Regions from separate parts of the Homo sapiens genome. Here region 1 is linked to region 2. A link is an interaction called in ENCODE POLR2A ChIA-PET data of the cell type or tissue named here. Cell type or tissue: Panc1. All regions are shown on one strand. Links, peaks and the distances in the headings refer to the core of each region. The heading gives the core; the rest is flanking DNA. Region 1 overlaps LOC101927896 (a long non-coding RNA gene). Region 2 overlaps LINC01173 (long intergenic non-protein coding RNA 1173).

Region 1 (4,390 bases), core at 231-4,230, 94 kb before region 2:
ATTCTGCCCTACACAAGCAATTTTTTCATGATCTAGCTTGGCCCCTCCAAAAGAACCGAGTCAAACCTTACGACAGGCATCCTGGCCTGGCGGCTGAGTCAGTTTAACAGTTTGAGGAGAAGGGAGCAGGAGGGGGTGTGTGCCTCATACCTGCTTTCCCTGTGGTCATTAATCATCCCAGACCCATCCTCCCTGCTCTGCTGTTATCTTCAGCAGCCCCTCTAATCCCATCCACCCACCCGGCTGCTGGTTCCCCAGGACGGCAGGGCTCTTTGATTCCAGCCATGCCATACTGAGTGCTTTACTGAAGCTCCAAGAAACATATCAGCCTTCTCATAGTAGGTACCTGTGAGGGCCAGCTCTGCCCATTCCCACCATTGGATTTGTCCCCAGATTTTTCTGGTGGAACCATGGGAAGCCAGGCCCTTGTTTGATGTCTGTGCAACATTCACATCCAAGGATTCAGGTCACTTTCCTATCTGGACCTGGGCCCAGCAGATAACTATACTGACCGGCAGGTCCGGAACATTCATTCTCTCATTTAACAAGTATTTATTGGACACCTACCGCGCCAGGCGCTGTTTTAAGCCTTGCAGATACAGCAGAGAATGGGAGAGAGGAAGGCATTTGTCCTAATGGAGCTTGATGGGGAGACAGGTAATAAATGAAACAATAAGTGCATTGGGGTGATCCAGCCAAGCTCCTCCACCACAGCCGGGCTAATCTCCAAAGCAGGCAGCATACAGGATGTCAGACAGGAGTGGAGGCAGCAACAAAAATAAAGTAAGGGAGGTGGATGGGAGGTGCTGGTGTGGGAGGCAGAATTTTAAAGTAGAGAGGCTGGGGAAGGGCTCCCGGGGGTCATGGGTGAGTAGATCTGGAGGAATTCCAGGTGGCCACAACCTGGGGGCATGGTCTTTGGTCCTGAGTGCATGACAGCCTACGCTTGACACAGAGGTGATGCCCTTTGTAGTCTTCATCTCCCACTCTATCCCAGCACCGGCACTTGCTCATTGGGGTCCATGATCCTACAACACTTGGAATACTTGGGCTGCTGCATCATTCTGTCCTGTTGCTGGTCCCTGCAGAAGGGGATAGTCCTGGCTTATTGGGCAGCCTTGGCAGGAAAGCTGTCCCTGTACCAGGCATGGGTTGAGCCTTTGGAATTGGTGGCCAATGTCCCAGTGCTGCTGCTAGTGAGGATTGTGAAGGTCCATGTATTGTCAAAAATGAACCTTCAATAACACTTATTGACACACACTTATTGGCCGTGTGTTTCAATAAAAAGGAAGAATGAAAGGCATATTCCAACCCATTGGGTCTGTTCCATGCTCTGAAAATGGCCTGACATTCATACCTGGTTTCTCTCTGGCCTATAATGGTCCCAGCTCCATCCTCCTTGCTCTGCTGTTATCTTCAGCAGCCCATATAATGCCACCCACCCACCTGGCTGCTGATTCCCCAGGACAGCAGGGCTTTTTGATTCCAGCTGCCCCACGCCGAGTGCTTCATAGAAGCTCCAAGAAACATACCAGCTGCCATGTAACAATGCCATGTAACACTTCTTTTCTCATCTTGCAGGCCAGAATTTAGTCATAAGGCCACATCTGATTTCAAGGGAGCCGTGGAAAGATAGTCTTTATGTGCACAGTGGAGAACCAGGGCCTTATCCCAAGGAAGAAGGGAGAGCAGGCATTGGGGGTGGGTAACCAGCCGTTATACCCTACACCTGGTGAGAACACTGACACCATTTGTCCTTTGGTGGAGAAATGAGGCACCCCTTTCCTGGGATAACACCTGGCCTTGTAGAGACCAGCATGGGTGGTCTTGGACCTAGACAGCCTCCCCAGTCTGATGACCCAGAGAGGCTGGTGGTGGACAATGCAGGACACATCAGATTTCTGGGGACGTAGAGATCTGCCCTCGTGCCTGGTGAAAGACCATTCTGGAAAGGCGACGTAGTGCACAGTGCTCTCCTGGTCTTTTTTTTTTTGTGAATTGTCCCCCCAAAAAGTTGGCCTTTATATTAGCTAAGATTAAATTTGGCTACCTATAACACAGAAACCCAAATAGAAGATGTCTGAAAGAAGAGAGAAATTTATTACTCTCTCATGTAAAGGAAGTTCAGAGGTAGGAAGTCCAGCCCTGGCACGGAGGCTCCCTGAGGTTTTAAGGGGTGCAGACACATTTCAACACTTTGCTCTGCTACCTCTGGGATGGAGGCTTCATCTTCTGGTTGAAAATGAAGGTTAGGCTGGGCGTGGTGACTCATGCCTGTAATCCCAGCACTTTGGGATGCTGACATGGGAGGATCGCTTGAGCCCAGGAGTTCAAGATCAGCCTGGACAATATGGCAAGATCCTGTCTCTACTAAAAACTTAGCTGAGCAGGGTGGCACTTGCCTGTAGTCCCGGGTACTTGGGAAGCTGATGGGGAAGGATCCCTTGAGCCCAGAAGGTGGAGGCTGCAGTAAGCTATGATCACACCATTGCGCTCCAGCCTGGGTGATAGAGCAAGACCCCATCTCTAATTAGAAAAAAATAGAAAGTGGTGGCTAGACTTTCAACACATCTATATTTTATGCTGCATGGTGGGACAAGGGGTAAGGGGAAGCAAAAGGCATGTTCCTGCTGTCTTTTAAGAATATTTTTGGAAGCTGCCATGTAACACCTCTGTTCTCATCTTGCTAGCCGTAATTTAGTTGTGAGGCCACATCTGACTTCAAGGGAGCCTTGGAAGGAGTCTTTATGTGCCCAGTGGAGAACCAGAGCCTTATCCCAAGGAAGAAGGGAGAGCAGGCATTGAGGGTAGGTAACTAGCAATTACGCCCCACACCTGGTGAGAACACCGACACCATCTGTCCTGACTCTGGGTCACAACTCAATGGATTGGGGGTGGACCCTGATCCAAGCCGGGCAAGCAGTTTCTCTCCCCCAAGAAACTTTAAACTGGGATTCAGAGGCATGAATCAGTCTCTGCAAGAAGCTCGAACTGTGGGTAGGTGGGCTTCAGAGAAGGGTATCGGCTTTCTTCCTGGGGAGATAGAGAAAGCTGGACTGCATAGAAGAATGAAAAAGGGGGCAAAAAAGAGGAAGGGAGGAGGGGATGAGAGAAGAAAGTGGTTGCAGGTGGGTTGTTAATGTGCTCAGCAGTTTTTTTTTTTTAAGTCTGACTCTTCTGCAGGGCTTCCCAGTAAGCACAAAGTGCACAGTGAGCTTTCTACGTGTTATGGGTTGAATGGGAGTGAGCAAAAAGATGTATCTATGTCCTACCCCCAGTACCTGTGAATGAAACCTTATTTAGAAAAAGCCTCTTTGCAAGTGTAATTAAGTTAAAGAGCTCAAGATGAGGTCATCTTGATGGGTCCTAAATCCAAGGACAGGTGTCCTTATACGGAGAAGGGAACACAGAGGGGAAGGCTGGGTGAGGATTAGAGTGATGCGGTGATTAATCCCATCTGCGTCCCTAGATGCAGCTCGTTGCTATGCAGCATCTTGTACAGACGGCTCACACATGTCCAAGTCTTCAGATAGTTGACCGAGGCCTTGCAAACAAAGGCAAACTCATACCTAGAATATACGTCGATTTCAGTCAAGACGAATCCCCTGTGCTGTCCAGAGTGTCAGGGTTTTATGTAATCACCTTGCCCCCAGGTGGCTGGTTGGACTGAAATTGTACCACATCCGGGCTCAGCATCGGTTTCTGTGGCTGGCAGACATGACATCTGGAAATAGCAGCAGCTAGATTGGCCTTAGTGAATTGAAGTTCCTTGCTGTCGAGCCATGCATAGTCTCCATTGCTGTCACGGTAGCTATTCCTTCCACAAACCCCTGGGGCCAGCACTGGGTGGATAATGACAGAGACTGACGTTTACTGCCTGAGTCCTTCTCTCTGCTTGTTGCTTTAGTCCCTCCCCTGCGGCAGGTGCTCTCTGGTGGGCATTAACTTGTGATATAAAGGTCTTCACTCTTTATGTCCACTTCCACAGGCCCATCCACACACCTCTCTCCCTGACTTCCTGTCTCCAGTCTTCCAGTCTTTCTACATGAATCTTCAGTCTCTCAACCTTGTACCTTCCAGGCCACTAACTATTCAGTTCAGCCATTTGCCACTGCCCATGAGTCAATGTATACTCTCAACTTGGGGTACATTTCTTTTCCACACAAAATGGATGACCAGGAAGGCGTTTATACCTTTAGGGTCTCCCCATCACTGTAGTTTTACTTTTAGGAATGTATCTCTTAGATCAGTATTGCCCAAGAAACTTGTTTCCCAAAATATTCTTTCAAAAATGGGGTTCGTGGTCAAAGATATTTGGAAAATTCTACACACTCTAGGTGTCCCTTGGAGAAATATGATTCATATTAGCATGTTCATGATTCTGAGAAGT
Region 2 (4,390 bases), core at 321-4,320:
GACAACATGGATGAACCGGGAGGACATTATGTTAAGTGATATAAGCCAGGCACAGAAAGACAAATACTGCATGATCTCACTTAATATGTGGAATCTGAAAAAGCCAAACTCACAGAGGTAGAGACCAGGGGCTGGGTGTGGGTGGGTATGGAGAGGCTGCTCAAAGGGCACAAAGTTTCAGCACGGGATAAGCTTTTGCGATCCATTGCATAGCACGGTGACTATAGTTAATAATGCAATGTGCATTTCAAAGTTGTTCAAAGATTTTTTTTTTTTTTTTTTGAAGACAGGGTCTCACTCTGTTACCCAGGCTGGAATGCAGTGGTGCAATCTCGGCTCACTGCACCTTCAACCTCCTGGGCTCAAGCAATCCTCCCACCTCAGCCTCCTGAGTAGTTGGGACTACAACTGCACACCACCACACCCGGCTAATTTTTGTATTCTTTTGTAGAGGTGGGGTTTCACTGTGTTGCCCAGGCTGGTCTTGAACTCCTGGGTTTAAGTGACCCTCCCTTCTTGGCCTCCTGAAGTGTTGGAATTACAGGCATGAGCCACTGTGCCCAGCCAAGAACAGATTTTAAATGTTTCACAACAACAAAATAAGTATGTGAAGTGATATGTTAATTAGCTGGATTAATTCATTCCATAATGTATATATAATCAAAACATTACATTGTACCCTATAAATATATATAATTATTATTTGTCAATTAAGAATATATTTAAAAAGAAGTAAAGAGATTGACTGTGGAGCTGGTGGCATCCCTGCCCCCTACCCCAACACCCCACTTCTCAAGTATGTGTCTCCTTTCCTGAGTAACTGGCAAGGCCTTTGAAGGGGGAACTGGGGAGGGAGGAGTGCAAGGTAAAATTTATGAGACTATTTTTCCAAAGACAGATGACAAAATTCAAAATAAATTGGGACAAGGGATGTTTTTTCCCTCTCCTGCAGAACTATAGACTTGGGCCATGATTGAGTAGGGCCTGAAGAAAGCACAGTTCTGCTTGGCCCTTGCCGGTTTGGGGCTGCTATAGGGGCTCTTTGGTGAAGGGGGGTGATGTCTTCTTGGATGGCAGTGGCCGTGGTGCTGAGGAGTGTTGCTTGTGCCCTAGAAATCACAAGATGACTGGTGTGAAAGTCACTTCTTCCCCTGTGTGAGAGCCCCTTGTGGATGCCCAAAATCAACTGGGGAGAATGGGAGAGTGAGAGTAAATGAGCGAGGAGAATTGGGGAACAAATAGTGCTGGTACCTCCTGAGAACCCATGTACAAGGAGGACCCAGCGATGTTTGAGAGGCCTGTTTAGACCAAAGGCTACAAGAAAGTGCATCAACATGTAAAGAAAGATGATCTTCTTACTTTGGGAGTATCCATCCTTTTAATTTTTTTCTTATACTTTTCATATATTTAAGTTTTTGAAAGTAAGCATGTGTATTAGTCCATTCTTGCATTGCTATAAAGAAATATCTGAGACTGATCCTGGCTAACACGGTGAAACCTCATCTCTACTAAAAATACAAAAAATTAGCCGGGCATGGTGGTGGGCGCCTGTAGTCCCAGCTACTCAGGAGGCTGAGACAGGAGAATGGCGTGAACCCAGGAGACGGAGCTTGCAGTGAGCCGAGATGGCACCACTGCACTCCAGCCTGGGGGACAGAGCAAGACTCTGTCTCACACACAAAAAAAAGAAAAAAAAATATATATATATATATATCTGAGACTGGGTAATTTATAAAGAAAAGAAGTTTAATTGGCTCATGGTTCTGCAGGCTGTACGGGAAGCATAGTGTCTTCTAGTGAGGCCTCAGGAAACTTACAATCATGGCGGAAGGCAAAGGGGAAGCAGGCACGTCTCACATAGCTAGAGCAGGAGGAAGAGGAGAGGGGAGAGGTGCCACACACATTTAAGTGACCAGATCTCTCACTTGCATTAATTACCACTTTCAGATACGTAACTTCCTAGAAGAGAAGGCAAGAGGGCAGGCAGAGGTGAGTAATGGTGGAAATAATGCTAATTTACCCGGGATGATGTCATCTGTGGTTCTGGCTAGGGCCAAGTGAGTATGACAGCATAGATGAGTAGGTGTGTGGCTGAAGCTTTGTACCAGGCTCACCTCTGTCTTGTTCTCAGGTCCCCAGTACTGTTGAGACCGCAGGGTGGAAGCTGTAGAGTGGTCAGCATTTGGATGCCACATACTGCAATCACCCCTGGTTGTAGATGGGAAAATGAGGCATGGCCTGTATGCTGACTGTCTCACAGCTGCTCAGCAACTAGCGGCTCCACATTCTCTTCCTCCTATCTCACCCTGAACAGGCTGCCTCAATTTTTCACACTGAAATCCAATCATGGCCAAAGCAATTTGGGACTAAGCAGAAAACCTTCCCCCTGCCCCCTCTGCAGAAGCTGGATTCTTAGTGACATGTACTCTCAATAAGAAGCTCAATTTTTTCTTGGCTATGAATGAAAGTGATATGATTATACTTATGAAGCCTGTGCCTACAGCTTCTATCAAAGTAGTAACGACACTTTGGAAGGGGAAAGGAAGGTGTAACATTCTAAGCATTAGTCCATATTTCAGAGAATTCATAGCTTTTGGATTTCGTGGTATTTGAATAAGAAAAGAAAAACAACTTGAGTTATTTAAAGCTATATAGATACACTTACAAATAATTAATGTAAGCATAAACACACCCTTATTCAGTTTCTCCCCTCATTTTGATATTCCATATTATTAAGCCAAACCTCCCAGAACCCCCTGCTACCACACCATCTACCTTAAAGATCATTACATTTGTAAAAAGAAAATTCAGTTACTGGGTTAAAATTCTTCTGAACTCTGGCTGGGTGTGATGGCTCACGCCTGTAATCCCAGCACTTTGAGGCCGAGGCAGGTGGATCACAAGGTCAGGAGTTTGAGACCAGCCTGACCAACATGGTGAAACCCTGTCTCTATTAAAAATGCAAAATGTAGCCAGGCATGGTGGCGCGTGCCTGTAATCCCAGCTACTCAGGAGGCTGAGGCAAGAGAATTGCTTGAACCTGGGAGGCGGAGGTTGCAGTGTGATGAGATCGTGCCATTGCACTCCAGCCTGGGCGACAGAGCAAGACTCCGTCTCAAAAAAAAAAAAAAAAAAAAGAAAGAAAAAATACTTCTGAACTCAAAACATTTGGCCTGCCTTGTTAACGACATTCATCTGTGCATTCCTTTCTGGAAGCTTGTTTCAGCAGAAGTGTGTGGGTATCTAAGCAACCTTTGAGGCTTTGGGTGGAGTGGCATTAGCTTCAGCACCAAACAGCATGGTTCTTGGTTCTGAGTGCCCATTTGAAGGACCTTGAAGCTTTTTAAAAGTACAGGTCTCCCAGCCCAGGTAAACTGATCCTGAATCTCCAGGGCTGAAGCCCTGGGCACCTGCAGCGATTGAAATTCCCCGCTGTGCTGTGCACGCTCTGGGAGGACTGAGGACTACCCAAGCAGAAGCAGTTTTTCAGCTAGATGCTGACAGTCTGGAGTCCCTTGCTCCTTGTAAAGGCAAAACGAGCTACTACTAGAGCATCTTGAGTAAAAAGAATGAAGCGCCAGAAAAATAATAAGAAAGTTAAAAGATAATTCACATTCTGCTGCCCGTGTTCCTTTTGAATTAAGTTTATTTTAGGAACAGGCTTATCAAATTTGCCTGGAAGACACTACTGTCAGTTTCCATGATATTTTATGAGCTGCCATTATTCTTCCTCTACTGAGAACGCCCTCCCTGAATGTGTCTGCCTTTGTGGAGTGAAGCAAACACAACTGTTTATGCATCATGGTCCCAGCATGAAATTCAGCTCCTCCTTTATCTCTCTCACGTCCATCCCCCTCCCACCACCCAAGCTGAGGTCAGTTAGGATGTCCATTCATGAGTGGAGAAGACTTTTCTGGAAGGGTCTTGCATGGCAGTGGTGCAGAAGCTGAATAGAGACAGCTTGGTGCTGTCAGGCGCCTGGAGAGCTCGTTCCTTGAAGTCATCTTCCCTGTCTAGTCCCAGCCCCTTGCCTGCCTCCCCTCCCTCTCCCCACTTCCCCTGGTCTTCCCTGCTCTTCCTCCTTTCTCTCCCTCACTCTCAGGTGGGGCAGCTTTCCCTCCTCTGAAGCAGGGTGCCTGCCCACGTGCAGCCCTCAGGGGACACAGCTGCCCCCACCCACCCACCTAGAGAGGATCCTGAACAAACACCAGCGTCTGTCTCAAAGGACTTTCCACCCCAGGTCTCAGGATAATAAACATTCCACCACCTCTTTGCACATACCACCCACCCTGCAAGTTCACGTCTGTCCTTCCTTCTCTTCTGCCTCGGGGCTTTGGCTCCCTCCCAGACACGCCTGGCTTCACCCATTCATTCCTCCATCATCTGTTTA

The links. ChIA-PET counts read pairs that join two places held together with the same protein. Peaks named below come from ENCODE experiments on the same cell type or tissue, not always from the same donor. Only the 100,000 strongest peaks of a DNase experiment are listed, where the experiment ranks them.
Region 1: POLR2A ChIA-PET joins it to region 2 with 5 read pairs; 3 of 35 experiments call an interaction of 5 or more read pairs at or near these places.

The regions. Positions count from the first base shown.
Region 1 is chr2:234,797,161-234,801,550 of GRCh38, reverse strand. LOC101927896 (a long non-coding RNA gene) reads left to right here. Exons shown (of 9, transcript XR_002959457.2): 8 at 2,691-2,807. Among named protein-coding and RNA genes, the nearest start is that of LINC01173, 120 kb to the right of the region's middle. In Panc1, for the core only: no CTCF peak of the experiment used is centred there; no DNase peak of the experiment used is centred there.
Region 2 is chr2:234,702,974-234,707,363 of GRCh38, reverse strand. The region is part of intron 2 of LINC01173 (long intergenic non-protein coding RNA 1173); the gene reads right to left. Among named protein-coding and RNA genes, the nearest start is that of LINC01173, 23 kb to the right of the region's middle. In Panc1, for the core only: no CTCF peak of the experiment used is centred there; a DNase peak (open chromatin) is centred at 2,006.